2 separate regions of the Homo sapiens genome follow, and region 2 is linked to region 1. A link is a loop called in an ENCODE intact Hi-C map of the cell type or tissue named here. Cell type or tissue: Calu3. All regions are shown on one strand. Links, peaks and the distances in the headings refer to the core of each region. The heading gives the core; the rest is flanking DNA.

What was found. A loop is a pair of places that touch in the nucleus more often than their neighbours do. Peaks named below come from ENCODE experiments on the same cell type or tissue, not always from the same donor. Only the 100,000 strongest peaks of a DNase experiment are listed, where the experiment ranks them.
Region 2: it touches region 1 in a loop (4-fold over the local background); 16 of 110 quality-filtered maps call a loop at or near these places.

The regions. Positions count from the first base shown.
Region 1 is chr12:112,989,292-112,997,053 of GRCh38, forward strand. OAS2 (2'-5'-oligoadenylate synthetase 2) reads left to right here. Exons shown (of 10, transcript NM_002535.3): 3 at 6,005-6,183. Among named protein-coding and RNA genes, the nearest start is that of OAS2, 15 kb to the left of the region's middle. RefSeq lists an enhancer at 7,337-7,506. In Calu3, for the core only: a CTCF peak has its summit at 3,678 (motif pointing left); a DNase peak (open chromatin) is centred at 3,690.
Region 2 is chr12:113,144,928-113,152,689 of GRCh38, forward strand. CFAP73 (cilia and flagella associated protein 73) reads left to right here and starts at 4,797. Exons shown (of 8, transcript NM_001144872.3): 1 at 4,797-4,986; 2 at 6,991-7,096. The coding sequence starts at 4,931. In Calu3, for the core only: a CTCF peak has its summit at 4,647; a DNase peak (open chromatin) is centred at 4,754.

The sequences.
Region 1 (7,762 bases), core at 926-5,925:
CCTCCCCAACCATGTGGAACTGTGAGTCAATCAAACCTCTTTCCTTTATAAACTACTCAGTCTCAGGTATGTCTTTATTAACAGCATGAGAACAGACTAATACAATACATTTTAGGGAGACATGAGACATCAATCAATGCAGGTAAGATGTACATTGGTTTGGTTTGGAAAGGCAGGACAACTCAAAGTGGGGGCTTCCAGGTCATTGGTAGATTTAAAGATTTTCTGATTGGCAATTGATGGAAAGAGTTATCATCAATAGAAGGGAATGTCTGGGTTATGATGATAAAGGGTTGTGGAGACCAAAGTTTTATCATGCAGCTGAAAACTCCAGGTAGCAGACTTCAGAGAGAATAGATTGTAAATGTTTCTTATCAGACAAGAGCCTGTTCTATCACTAATTCCAAAAGAGAGGGAGGTATCATGAGGCATGTCCAGCTCCTCCTTCCCATCATGGCCTGAACTGGTTTTTCAGGTCAACTTTGGAATGCCTTTGCTGAGAGGAGAGGTCCATTCAGATGACTGGGGGTGCTTAGAATTTTGTTTTTGGTTTATATACCTAAGCCAGGATTGTATCTCCAGCTCCCCCACCTCCTCACTCACAGCCCATCACTAAGTCCTGCCAGTTCTGCCTAACTTGCTCCTAAATCTGCATCATTTCTCTCCCTTCCCACTGCTACTTCCCTAGTCAACGTCACCACCAGGGATGGGGCAATGGCTTCCTAATTGTCTCCCTGCCTCCTGTCTCACTCCACCCTGCAGCTGGTGCTCTCTTTCCATGCACAAATATTGTGTCACACACTCTGCCTCTAATGGCTTTTCACTGCATTTAGGAAGTTGACCAAAAAGGCCAAACTCTGTAAAATATTTTAAGAGGTTTTTTCTGAGCCAAATATGAGGACCATGACCTGTGACACAATCTCAGTAGTTCCTGAGAACGTGTGCCCCAGGTGATTAGGTTACAGCTTGATTTGTATACATTTTAGGGGGACAGAATTTACAGGCAGAAACGTAAATCAGTACACATAAGATGTGCATTGATTCAGCCTGGAAAGGCAAAATGTCTCAAAGCAGGGTCTTCCAGGTCATAGATGGTTATAAAGATTTCCTGATTAGCAGTTAGTTGAAGGAGTTCAGCTTAAGAAAAGGGGAGTTGTGGAAGACAAGGTTCTTATTATGTAGATGAAGCCTCCAGGTAGCAGGCTTCAAGGAGAATAGGTGGTAAATGTCCCTTATCAGACCTTAAAGATGTCAGACGATTAGTTAAAATCTCTCCTGAATCAGGAAAAGATCTGGAAGGGGAAGGGGATTCTCCACAGAATGTGAATTTTTCCACAGGACACAGCTTTGCAGGGCCATTCCAATATATGTCAAAGAAATATATTTTGGGGTAAAATACTTTTGATTTCCTTTAGGGCCTGTTATCTGTCAGGTGATGCCAGAGTTAGGCTGGAATTTGGTGTCATACTGCTACAAAGAGTCTGTTCTGTCAGTCTTGGGGTCTCTATTTTAATGTTAGTGTTTGTCGATTGTGCCTGAATTCCAAAGGGAGGAGGGTATAATGAGGTGTCTGAGCTCCCCCTTCCCATCATGACCTGAGCTAGTTTTTCAGGTTTCTTTGGGGGTTCCCCTTGGCCAAGAGAGGGGTTCATTCAGTAGGTTGGGAAGGCTTAGAATTTTATTTTTGGTTTACAAGGATAAGGATCAAACTCCTCAGCAGGACAGGACTTTGATGATCTGGCAGCCCCTACTTACTTACCTCTCCAGCTGTACCACTCACCACCAACTAACTCTCTATGCTTCAGCCACTCTGGCCTTCCCTGAGCTCCTCAAACCCACATGATGCTAGCTCAACTTGAGACTTTGGCCTATACTGTTCCTTTGCCTGGAATATACTTCCCCCAGCCTTTTATTTTTGGATAACTCCAACTCATCCTTTAAGTCCTCTGGCTCTCTATGTCTGGGTTAGATCCACTTTCCACATGCTCCAGTAGCAATTTGTGCTGTCTGAATCATGGGATTTATCACTTTGCAAACCCCAACTATCTGAGACAGGTCTCAGTTAGTTTAGAAAGTTTATTTTGCCAAGGTTGAGGATGCGCACCCGTAACACAGCCTCAGGAAGTCCTGATGACATGTGCCCAAGGCGCTCAGAGCACAGTTTGCTTTTGTACGTTTTAGGGAGACCTGAGACATCAATCAACATATGTAAGGTGAACAATGGTTCACTCCGGAAAGGCGGGACAACTCGAAGCAAAGTGGGACAATTCAAAGTGGGGAGAGGGCTTCCAGATCATAGGTAGATAAGAGACCAATGGTTGCATTCCTCTGAGTTTCTGATTAACCTCTTCCAAAGGAGGCAATCAAATACACATTTATCTCAGCAGAGGGATGACTTTGAATAGAATGGGAGGCAGGTTTGTCCTGAGAAGTTCCCAGCTTGACTTTTCCCTTTAACCGAGTGATTTTGGGGCCCCAAGATTTATTTTCCTTTCACAACTTATATGGAAATAATGTATTTAGCTTTCTCCTCTCCTAGACTATAAGCTCCATGAGGACAGGTATCATGAGTATCTTGTTCTTCTATGGTCTCTAGTACAATGTTCATTATTAATAATAGTTGTTGGTTGGATGGATGGATGGAGCATGATGGATAAATGGATGGAAGGTAAATGGATGGAAAAATGAATGTAGATGGATGGATGGATAGATAGATATTAAATATATGTATATATTTATGGATGAGGTAGATAGATGGATAGTCTCAAGCACAAAGTCTCAAGTACAGGTGCACATATAATCACAAACTTAAATAATTCCAGGCTGGGCACAGTGGTTCTTGCCTATAATCCCAGCGCTTTGGGAGGCTGAGGCAAGAGGATTACTTGAGGCCAGGAGTTTAAGACCAGCCTGGGCAACATAGTGAAACCCCATCTCTACAAAAGAATTAAAAATTAGATGTGGTGGCATGCAGCTGTATTCCTAACTACTGGGGAGACTGAGGCAGGAGGATCACTTGAGCACAGGAGTTCAAGGTTGCAGTGAGCTATTATTACACCACTATACTCCAGCCTGGACAACGGAGCAAGATCTTGTCAAAAGAAAAAAAAAAAAGAAAGAAAGAAAAGAAAAGGGGAGGGGAGGGGAAGAGAGGGGAGGGGAAGGGAAAATTCCCAAGCTGAAACTTAAGCCATCATTAAACAAATGGGGAAACAGAAAAGCCCAGGTCTTCTAAGCCCATGGCCAGAGTACCTTCCATCACCTATAGTTTTAAGGAATTTCTGGGTTACCAGGAACCATGAAGAACAATTAGCCCAGGCATCACTGATAAGGAGGAGACATACAGACATCCTGATAACTCACATTCACAGAAAGGTGGCCTGGCTTGGGGAAACATGTACCAGTTTGGGAGGTTGGCAGTTCTGAGTTCTTATCCTGGTCCTACTACTCACTTATGCCTGCCAGCTGTACAGTCAGACTAGAAACTAGATTCCAGGGCCATTAGGATGCTCAGGGTTGGGGGTGGGGGCCTGCTTCAAACAAGGGCTGGAGTCAAGGAGGGAGACAGGTGCATCATAATTCTCATAGGAAAGTCCTCTCTTCCTGTTCCAAGTGCCATGCTGGGAGACCTGGCCAGAGCGCCCTCTACTGGGTTCACCCCATCATGCAAGGATGGTGTGAGAATGAGAAATAAACTCTTCCCCACATGTGCTACCCAGAAGCTGCCACTAGATGGTGGTAAAGCTGCACATTCCAAATTATTATAAGCTCCTTTTTCTGCAAGGAAACACAGGGTCACTTTCTGAGAAAAGCAACCTACAGGGGAATTGGTAACTTGCTTTTCGTTTTGTTTTGTTTTTTAAACTAAATATTAGCCTAACTAATCTGGCCTATTTTTACACCAGGTCCAGGCTGGCTGTCTCCAATTCTGCATCTCTTTCCACCACTGTGTGCCACTACAACTCTCCCCCTAGGGCCTTTGACCCAAAGCAAGAAGTACCTATTTACTTGACTGGCTGGTATTTCCATTATCCTCATCTGTAAATTAGTAATTGCAATTGCACTTGCCAGCTAAGAGTTTTGTGAGGCTTGTATGTTTCACTGTACATAAAAGGCTTAGAGTAAACACACCATAAACGTTAGCTATTTATTATCATTATGGGGGAAGATAGAATGCTCTTTCCGTCAACCTCCCTGCATGCCAAGTGCCCAGAACCATGCCTAGGGAGTCAGTAAATATCCACTGGGGTGTATGAAAGGAACAAGCTAGCTGCTTTCTCCTGGTTTCTTATCTAAATGTGTTTATGGGCCAGGGAGCTGGCTCACGTCTGTAATTCCAACACTTTGGAAGGCCAAGGTGGGAGGATCACTTGAGGCCAGGAGTTCAAGACCAGCCTGGGCAACAGGCTTTTTTTTTTCTCCAAAAAAAAAGCCAAACATGGTGGCACACGCCTGTGGTCCCAGGTACTCAGAAGGCTGAGGCAGGAGGATCACTTGAGCCTTGAAATATATTTGAGGGTACAGTGAGCTATGATTGTGCCATTGCAGTCCAGCCTGAGCGACAGAGAAGACTCTGTCTCTAAAAGTAAGAATAATGATGAAACAAACTCAGTAGTCCTATAGACCATTTTTTGTTTGTTTTTGTTTCTATTTGTTTGGTTGTTTTTTTGTGGGGGGGGGAGGGTTGTTTTGTTTTTTAATGAACATAGAAATTGACCCTTCTGATCTTAAAGCTTGAAACTTACATTTGTTTTATCTAAGTTCCTTCCTCAGAAAAGGAACCTCAGACCTCTCAAAAAGTATCAAAGAACTGAAACTCACCAGTCACTGCATCCAGACAATGGGATGTCAAATCCCTTATTCCTCATGATTACCTCCTTACCCCTCCCTAATTCCCGTTTTCCCACACATAGTTACATTTCTTCCCTGCTATATAGAACCCTAACTTTAGTCTGTCAGGGAGAAGGATTTGAGACTGATCTCCCATCTCCTCAGCTGCAGCACCTGATTAAAGCCTTCTTCTTGGCAACACTTGTTTCCGCCATTGGCTTTCTATGTGGTGAGCAGCAGGACCTAGACTGAACCCCTGGTGTTTCAGTAACAGTAATCAATCAATAAATGTGTTTATTTTATTTTTATTTTTATTTTGAGACAAAGTCTCACTCTGTCACCCAGGCTGGAGTGCAGTGGTGCAATTATGGCCCAGTGCAACATCCACCTCTCGGGGTCAAGGAGTTCGCATGCCTTAGCCTCCTGAGTAGCTGGGATTACAGGCACCTGCCACCACGCCCAGCTAATTTTTGTATTTTTAGTACAGACGGGGTTTCATCATGTTGGCCAGGCTGGTCTCAAACTCCTGGCCTCAGGTGATCCGCCTGCCTCAGACTCCCAAAGTGCTGGGATTACAGGCATGAGCCACCGTGCCTGGCTAAATAAATGTGTTTATAAACAGTGGAACTCAGCTAGCAAGAATGGAAACCCATTGATTAAACCAGCCCCTGTCCCCAGACCTCCAGGGCCCTGCTGCCACCTTGCCTGCCTCCTCAAAGTCCCTGTACCCTGACATTCTGAAGTAAAATATTCACAGGATGGACTCAATGACAGAATATATTGCATGTAAAATATAAACTTTCCTTTCTTCCAGATGTATGCTAACTATGCCAACACAAACAATTTTTTAAAGAACCCACTTGCTCCCTACTAATTTGGATAATTCCCTTTCTCGTTTATAATTCCATCTCTTGTCCCTCCATTAGGTTCTGCTGATCTTGTCTTGGGTTAACACCATACTGTTTTCATTACAGTCAGTTTAGACTACACTTTATTATCTAATGGGCCAAGTCACCCTTCCCTACTATGTTTTATGTAAAGGTACCTGTCCTCTGACCGATTAAGCAAGAGTCGTGTGCTATCAAACTATAACTGACCTTCATTGTAGAGCAACCCTGGCTCTCTAAAACCAGGTTACATAAATAACAACGTTCCAATTTCTGTTTCACATCAGGCTTAAATGATAATCCCAGCCCCTGGATCTATCGAGAGCTCAAAAGATCCTTGGATAAGACAAATGCCAGTCCTGGTGAGTTTGCAGTCTGCTTCACTGAACTCCAGCAGAAGTTTTTTGACAACCGTCCTGGAAAACTAAAGGATTTGATCCTCTTGATAAAGCACTGGCATCAACAGGTAATTTTCCAACTGTCTATATATGGTTATCATTCATTTCCTTTTTATCGAGATAATTGACATCCAGTAAAGTGCAACAATCTTAGGTATACAGCTCAACGCATTTTTTACAATCTTACCAGCAACACCCAAATCAACATAGGGAACGTTTCGTGTACCCCAGAAGGTGCCTCAAGCCCATTGTCCCCCTAGTAATCCTCCCAAACAAACCCCTATTCTAACATCTATTACCACCGCAGATTAGTTTTGCTTGATTTTAAACAAACAATGTAAGTGGGATTATATGGTACATACTTCATGTCTGCCTTCTTTGGCTCAACGGGATGTCTGAGAGACTCATTCATATGGTTGCAGGGTCTTGCTCTGCTGCCCAGGCTGGAGTGCAGTGGTGGGATCTTGGCTCACTGCAACCTGTCTCCTGGGCTCAAGCAATCCTCCCATCTCAGCCTCCCAAGTAGCTGGAACTACAGGAGTGTGCCACCATACCTGGCTAATTTTTGTATTTTTTGTAGAGATGAGGTTTCACCATGTTGCCCAGGCTGGTCTTGAACTCCTGGGCTCAAGCTATGTGCCCACCTCAGCCTCCCAAAGTGTTGGGATTACAGACATGAGCCATGGCACCCAGCCATAGTAGCACTTTTTTTCATTGTTTTCCCATATTCAATTGTATTAATGTAACACACATTTATCCATTCTGCTGCTTTGGGTCATTTTCAAATTGGGGCAATTTTCAAATAGATGATTGGGTCATTTTCAAATTGGGGCAATTATGAATTAGGTTACTATGGGTATTTCCCTACATGTCTTTTTGTGAATGTAAGCATTCATTTCTCTTGGATAAATATGTAGCAGTAGAATTGCTGGGCTATCCAGTGCACATATATGAATGTTGTGTACATATATGCGTGTAAATATATAAAATATATATGTAGTTTGTTTTTTTGTTTAACCATAGCAAATCTTGCCGAATCATTTCCAAAATCTTACCAAATTATACTCCCATCAGCAAGATGTGAGTTTCAGGCATATTCTCAAACCCAACTGGGGATCTGCCCACCCAGCGCAGCAAAGCCAAACAGACTTTGGGATTGCAGTGAGAGAGTGAAGCATTTATTGCAGGGAGCCAAGCAGGGAGAATTGGGCAGCTCATGTTTAAGAGCCGAACTCCCCGATGGCTTACAGGTAAGGGTTTTAAAGGTGAGGGGACAGAGGTTACAGGCAAAGCCATAAATCAACACATGGAGGCTGTACATTGGTTTGACCTAAAAAGGTGGGACGTCTCCAAGCAGGAGGGAGGAGGAGGATGGGTGGCGCTGGTCACAGGATTCAAAGACTTTCCAATTTGTGATGGGTGAAATGGGCGAAGCTTTATCTAAAAATTTCAGATCAGCAGAAGGGAACGTTAGCTCTGGCTCGTAGGTGTGACCTCCTCCAAAACCCTCAGGAAGAAATTTAGAACAAAGAACGAGGTCAGGGTTCAATCCTCAGTTTCCCCTCATCTGAGGTCTACCTGCCAGTGGATTTGCTTGGTGGGGGCCTGAGTTTCTGAAAATCAACTCAGGGACATATGCTAAGATGT
Region 2 (7,762 bases), core at 1,653-6,652, 160 kb after region 1:
TGTCCGCCTCAGCCTCCCAAAGTGCTGGGAGAAGTGCTCAGCTCACTCTGTTGCAGCCTGGGTGGCTGGGAGAACAGCGTGAGCCACCATGACCGGCTGGCAGCTTCTTTAAAAACGAAATGTCACTTACCATACAGCCCAACAATTTCACTCTTGGGCATTTATCCCAAAGAAATAAAGGCATAGGCTCACACAAAAAGTAGCACATGAATCTTCATGGCATATATATATATTCTTTATATATATAATTTATTTATATGTATATATATTTTATATATGTATGTATATATTTTGGAGACATGGTCTCACTCTGTCGCCCAGGCTGCAGTGCAGTGATGTGATCACAGCTCACTGCAGCCTTGACCTCACAGGCTCCTGCCTCAGTCTCCCAAGTAGCTAGGACCACAGGCCTGTGCCACCAAACCCAGCTGATTTTTCTTTTCTTTTTTTTTTTTGTAGAGACAGGGTCTCTCTATGTTATCCAGACTGACTTTGAACTCCTGGGTTCAAGAGATCCTCCTGCTTCAGCCTACCAAAGTGCCAAGATTACAGGCATGAGCCACTGCACCTGACCCAGCTTTACTCTTAATAGCTTTATTCTTAAAAACTGGAAATGACCCAAATGTCCTTCAGCCTGAATGGTTAAACAAACTGTGGTACACCCATACCATGGCATGCTGCTCAGCAATCCAAAGGAACAAACTATCGATACATACAACAACCAGGATGGATCTCAAGAGAATTACGCGTAGTGAAAAAAGCCAATCTCAGAAGGTTACATACTGAAAGATTCCCTTTCTCTCCCCTCCCCTCCCTTCCCCCACCCCTGCTCCCCCCTCCCCCTCCTTCCTTTTGAGACAGGGTCTTGCTCTGTCACACAGGCTAGAGTGCACTGGCGGGATCATGGCTCACTGCAGACTCTGTCTCCCAGGATCAAGTGATCCTCCCACTTCAACCTACCGAGTAGCTGAGACTACAGGCATGCGCCACCACGCCTGGATAACTTTTGTATTTTTTTGTAGAGACAGGATTGCATCATGTTGCCCAGGCTAGTGTCAAACTCCTGGAGTCAAACGATCCTCCTGCCTCGGCCTCTCAAAGTGTTGGAATTACAGGCGTGGCCACCGTGGCTGGCCAATTCCATTTCTCTAACATCCTTGACATGTCAAAATTATACAGATGAAGAACAGAGGAATGGTTGTCAGGGCTTAGGGAGGGGAGAAGCAGGAGACCAGTATGCCTCTAAGTGAACCTTGTGATGAACTGTTCTGTATTTTGACTATAGTGGTTGTCACATAAATATACCTGAGGCAAGGCTGCATAGAACTAAATATACACACACACACACATACCCATGAATGCATGTTAGAATGGTGAAATCTGAGTGAGTTCAGTGGGTTGTATCAATGCCAACTTTCTGATTGTGATATTGTACTATAGTTACGCAAGATGTTACCACTGGAGAAAACTGGGTGGAAGGGATATGGGATCTCTCTGTATTGGTCCTTAAACTGCATGTAAATCTACAGTTATCTCAAAAATTAAAATGTAATCTAGGCCGGGTGTGGTGGCTAACGCCTATAATCTCAGCAGTTTGGGAGGCAGAGGCAGGCGGATAGCTTGAGCACACAAGTTCAAGACCAGCCTGGACAACATGGTGAAACCCCACCTACAAAAAATACAAAAATTAGCTGGGTGTGGTGGCACCTGACTGAGGTCCCAGTTTCTTGGGAGGCTGAGGTGGGAGGATGGCTTGAGTCTGGGAGGTAGAGGTTGCAGTGAGCCAAGATCATGCCACTGCATTCCAGCCTTGTGGTAGAGCCAGACCTTGTCTCAAAAAAAAAAAAAAAAAATTAAACCATAATCTATACTACAATACAACTATTAAAATGACCTTTTTTTTTTTTTGAGACAGAGTCTCACTCTTATCACCCAGGCTGGAGTGCAGTGGTGCAATCTCAGCTCACTGCAACCTCTGCCTCCCAGGTTCAAGCGATTCTCCTGCCTCAGCCTCCTGAGTAGCTGGGATTACAGGCACATGCCCCCATGCCCAGCTGATTTTTGTATTTTTAGTAGAAACTGGGTTTCACCATGTTGCTCAGGCTGGTCTTGGTGACCTCAGGTGATCCACCTGCTTCAGCCTCCCAAAGTGCTGGGAATACAGGCATGAGCCACCACACCCGGCCATAAAATGACTTTTTAAAAAACTGACAATACCAACTGCTGGTGAGGATATGGAGCAACTAGAACTCTCCTAATGGAGCAACTAGAACTCTTGTACATTGCTAGTGTGAATATAAAAATAGTACAGCCACCTTGAATAACAGCTTGCAGTTTTTTATACAGTTAAACATACACTTACCATACGACACAGCAATACCACTCTGACATATTTACACAAGTGAAATGAAAACTTATGTTTGCACAAAAACCTGCACATGAATACAGCCTGTATTTGCAAGTGCCCAGAACTGGAAGCAACTCACCTGTCTTTCATCTGGGGAATGAATCAACAAACTATAGTATTCATAATATAATGTACCCGGCAATGAAAAAGAATGAGCTACTGATACACATATCAATATGAATGAATCTCAAATGAATATTACTAAGTGAAAGAAGACAGACTCAAAGGGCTACAAAGTGTATACCGTGATTTCATGTATGATATCCTGCAAAAGGTAAAACTCGAAGGACAAAGAATATGTAGAAGTTGCCAGAGGCTGGTGTGGAGGGAAGGGTTGATTATAAAGGGGCACAAGGGCTTTTTGGGGTGATGGAAATGTTTTGTATGTTGATTGTGGTGGTGATTACATGACTTTATGCATTTGCCAAAATCCATAGAATGGTATATGGAAAAAGTGACTTTTACTTTTTGTAAAAGATACCTTTATCTTTTAAAAAATTAAGAAAAAAATGAAGCCAGGCAAGGTGGCTCACGCCTGTAATCCCAGGACTTTGGGAGGCTGAGGCGGGCAGATCGCCTGAAGTCAGGAGTTCATGACCAGCCTGGCCAACATGGCAAAAACCCATCTCTACTAAAAATACAAAAAACTAGCCAGATGCGGTGGCGCGCGCCTTCAATCTCAGCTACTCCAGAGGCTGAGGCAGGAGACTCGCTTGAACCCAGGAGGCAGAGGTTGCAGTGAGAGGAGATCGTGCCACTGCACTCCAGCCTAGGTCACAGAGCAAGACTCCATCTCAAAAAAAAAAGAATGAAAAAATGAGATCATATCTTATTGTAACTTCACATCAATTTGTGCAGAAAGACAGCATGTCCAATTTAATTTTTAAAAATGCTCAAAGGTAAAATGTACATTATTTTAGTTCTTTTTAATTTCTTAGATATTGATTGATTGATTGATTGAGACAGGGTCTTGCTCTGTTGCCCACGCTGGAGTGCAGTGGAGTGATCATAGCTCACTGCAACCTCAACCTCCTGGGCTCAAGTGATCCTCCTGCCTCAGCTTCCCGAGTAGCTGGAACTATAGACACATGCCACTATCCCCAGCTAATCTTATTATTTTTTGTAGAGATGGGGTCTCTCTGTGTTACACAGGCTGGGCTGGAACTCCTGGGCTCAAACAAGCCTCCCACCTTGGCCTCCCAGAGTGCTGAGATTACAGGCATCAGCCACCGCACCCGGCCCTAGTTCTGTTTTTTAAAACATGCTCTAACGAAATCCTTAGGAGTTTTTTAAGCAATGTAGGATTACAAGGAACTATAGGTTTTTGAAACAGCATTGCTCTACATTAAGAAAATACATTTCTTTGAATGGAAAATAAATTATTTAAAATGGAAAATAAAATGACCGGAAGCAGGGAGGACAAGATGCTAGTGTTTGTTGCTTTGAATTGAAGAACCCAAGGGTACTTTTTATATTACTCTTGGTACTTTTCCCTAGTACCATCCACCCCCCACAGGGCTGTCTTAGGGATTAATTTAGATACTATAGAGTGCTGAGCATAGCATCTAACCCACAGTAAAGCCCAAACTATTGGCCAGGTGTGGTGGCTCACGCCTGTAATCCCAGCACTTTGGGAGGCCAAGGCAGGTGGCTCACTTGAGGTCAGGATTTCAAGACCAGCCTGACCAACATGGTGAAAGCCCATCTCTAATAAAAATACAAAAATTAGCCAGGCCTGGTGGAGTTCACCTGTAATCCCAGCTACTCGGGAGGCTGAGGCACGAGAATCGCTTGAACCTGGGAGGCAGAGGTTGCAGTGAGCCGAGATCGAGCCTCTGCACTCCAGCCTGGGTGACAGAGCGAAACTCCATGTCAAATAAATAAATGCCCGAACTCTCAGCTTCTCCCATCACCCCATCCCCCAAGTCCAGACCATCCCTTCTAAGCTGGTCTCCACTAGGAGGTCCTGATGGTCTCCCTTTCCCTAACCAGGCTGGGGGCTCCCTGAGAAATAGCCAGAGGAGCCCCATCACCAGGACAGGGAGTGGCGCCTCAAAGGGCTGGGAGTGAATGACTCCACCCAGGGCCTGGCTAGCAGTGCGCGCCCAGTAATTATTCTTTCGAGCCATTAACTGAGTACACACAAGCGTGGCCCAGATAGTGAGGCTATCCCACCCAGCCAGGAAGAAGCTTGGCCAAACGTGGGGCACTAAGAGAGGCAATTTCTTGGCCAAGGGAGCCCCATCCTCTCCATTGCACCACCGATTTGATGGGGTGTTACAGGCCTCTCCAGGAGGGGCAGAGGTGCTCCTTTCCTCGCAGGCCCCTCCCTCTCCCTCCAGGCGGCAGCTAGGCGATGGAATGTTGTGTGGTCGGTTGCCAGGCAACCAGAGCCTGCTGGTGGCTGCCTTCTGGGCCGAGCTGAGCAGGCTTCCACACCACGCTCCACAGAACCCCCAGGGTCTCCTAAGCTTGTGCAAAACTCCAGCTGGTGGAAAGAAAGCTGGGGCAACTGCCAGAAGGATGGCGGTGCCCTGGGAGGAATATTTCCGACTGGCTTTGCAAGAGAAACTGTCTACGTGAGTGGGACGTAGAGGGAGGGAGGGCTAGAAGGAGGGCGGGAATGCGTGGGCTGGCCCATCCTTTCTTCCTCACCTCCTGGGTCCTGGCTTTGGGCAGATCATAGTGGGGGTTATTGTCCCCACTTCACAGAGGAGGAAACTGAGGATCAGAGAGAAACCGAGGCATCACCATGGTCTCAGGGATCGTTCCTGATCCCCCACCCCTAGCTGACATCCGGCTGAGATTAAATCATTCAAACCAAGCTGGGAAGGAATTATTCTATGAAATCCTGCTCCCCAATCCACCCCCAAAACTGCATTTTCAGGAGGAACAGAGGAAGCTTGTTCTGTGTCTCCTTCATGTTCAGCAGCATGGCCTCAAGTCCCAACCTCAGTATCAGCATCTGTAAAATGGGGAGGGGGGTTTTCTTCTGGACCACGGCTGGGAAAGCCTTGCTGATTACACATTAGTCATTCTTTCTGCTCTCCCTTTCTCCCGGGGCGCTGGACTCCAGAACCCCACTGCCTCCTGGGCCTCTCCCTGCAGAGGTCTCAGGCATCTCGGGCTTGGCCGTAGTAGGGAGCTGGTCTCCCCCACCTGACCTGCTCTCCTGCAGCCTCATCCTTCCGGCTCCTGGGGTCACCTCTGACCCCTTTCTCACTCCCCTCCCCACTCCATCAGTTCTGCTCTCACCTCCTGCCACTGCTGCCCTGCTCAGAACCACACTATCTCTGGAATATCCCGTGGCCCCACCACTGGTCTCCCGCAGCTGCCCACTGTCCTTGCTCCTCAAAGCAGCCAGAAGGGCCCCTCCTCTGCCCAAAACACTCCCTCCGCTCCCACTTCACTTAGAGTCAAGGCCAAAGTCTCCACTCACCATGGCCCACCGCAGTTGGATTCTCAGCTCCTCCCTGCTCCCAATTCCCATCTTTTTCCTCCTCCCTCCCTCCTCTGCAGCCACCCTAGCCACACCAGGGTCCTAGAATCTGTTCCCTGGAGATGTCCACGTGGCTTGCTCCCTCTTCTCCTCCAGGTCTCTGCTCAGATGCCACCTCCTCTGTGTTGAAAGATTCCTTTAGTCCACTTAATTTTTCATCTCAGTGCCTACCATGTCCTGGCATTCTTTATTATTATTATTATTATTATTTATTAGCTTGATTTTCTGTGGCTCCCAGAACAATGCAAGTTCACGAGGGAACAGGGATTTTTGTCTGTCCTGTTTACAGCTGCACCCCCAGTGCCTACAAGGGTGCCTGGCCCAGAGTAGGTGCTCAGGACAATTTGTTCAATGAATAAAGAATTCAACCAGGTGCGGTGGCTCACACCTGTAATCCCGGCACTTTGGGATGCCAAGGTGGGTAGATCACATGAGGTCAGGATTTCGAGACCAGCCTAGCCAACATGGTGAAACCCTGTCTCTACTAAAAATACAGAAATTAGCTGGGCATGGTGGCGTGCACCTGTAATCCCAGCTACTTGGGAGGCTGAGGCAGGAGAACTGCTTGAACCTGGAAGGCGGGAGGTTGCAGTGAGCCAAGATCGTGCCACTGCACTCCAACCTGAATGACAGAGCAAGACTCCATCTCAAAAACTATATAATAATAATAATAATTCAACCAGATGTGGTGGCTTATGCCTGTAATCCCAACACTTTGGGAGGCTGAGGCAGGAGGATTGCTTGAGTCCACGAGTTCAAGACCAGCCTGGGCAATAAAACAAGACCTCATCTTTACAAAAATAAAAAAATAAAAATTAGCCGGGTGTGGTGGCACATGCCTGCAGTCCCAGCTACTCAAGAGACAAGATGGGAGGATCGCTTAAGCCCAGGAGTGAGCTATGATGATTAGACCACTGCACTCCAGCCTGGGTGACAAAGCAAGACCCAAAAACAAGTCTCAAAAAAAAAAAAAAAAAATTAAACAGCCAGCAGGTGGCTAATGGGGCACTCCAGACACAGTGGTGAGATGTGGGGCCCTGAAACATGCTTCCTTCACCCCCACCTCCTACTTGAGCCTCTTCAGAAAGCTGCCAGAGCAGGCTGAGGATCATGTCCCACCAGTACTGCGTCTCCTGGAGAAGAGGCAAGAGCTGGTAGATGCAGACCAGGCCCTGCAGGCCCAGAAGGAGGTGAGCCCCCACTACTGTAACGAGGTGGTGAGCTGGTGGATGGGAAGTGATGGAGCCAATTTATTAGTGACAAGGTCTGAGACAAGTCATTTCACCACTCCAAGCCTTGATTTCCTCATCGTCAAATGGGGATCAAATGAGACCAGTTGTTGGTGCAAATAAATTTGTGTGCATTGAGCATGTGCTGGGCACTGCATTAAGCCCTGGAGGTCTTACGATAGTCCCTGGCCTTGTGGGGCTCACAGTCTAGAGAGGAAAACAGATAAGTGTTCAGGTGGTGACTGCTACAGGGAAGAAGCACTGGGCAGGGGCTGTGGAAGCCCAGAAGTCCCTACCTCCCCATGGGGGTGGTCAAGGAGGGCTTCCTGGAGGAAGTGATGTCTTGGGGATTGCTGAAGGGCAAGTCGGCTTATCCAGCAAAGGTGAAACAGATGAGGAAGGAAAAACAGGCAGAGGAAAACCATACACAAAGACTGGTTGGAAGGCAAGAACCAAACACAGGTGGTTGAGTGGCTGGAAGACAGAATATGGGAGGGCAGAGGGTAAGATGAGGCCTGAAGGAAGGGCAGGGACACTGGCATTCGAGGGCTGGAGGAGGGTGTTTGGGCTTCATCCCTGGGTGATGGGAGCCCCGGATGGGTTGAGCAGGGAGCAGCCACAGATCAG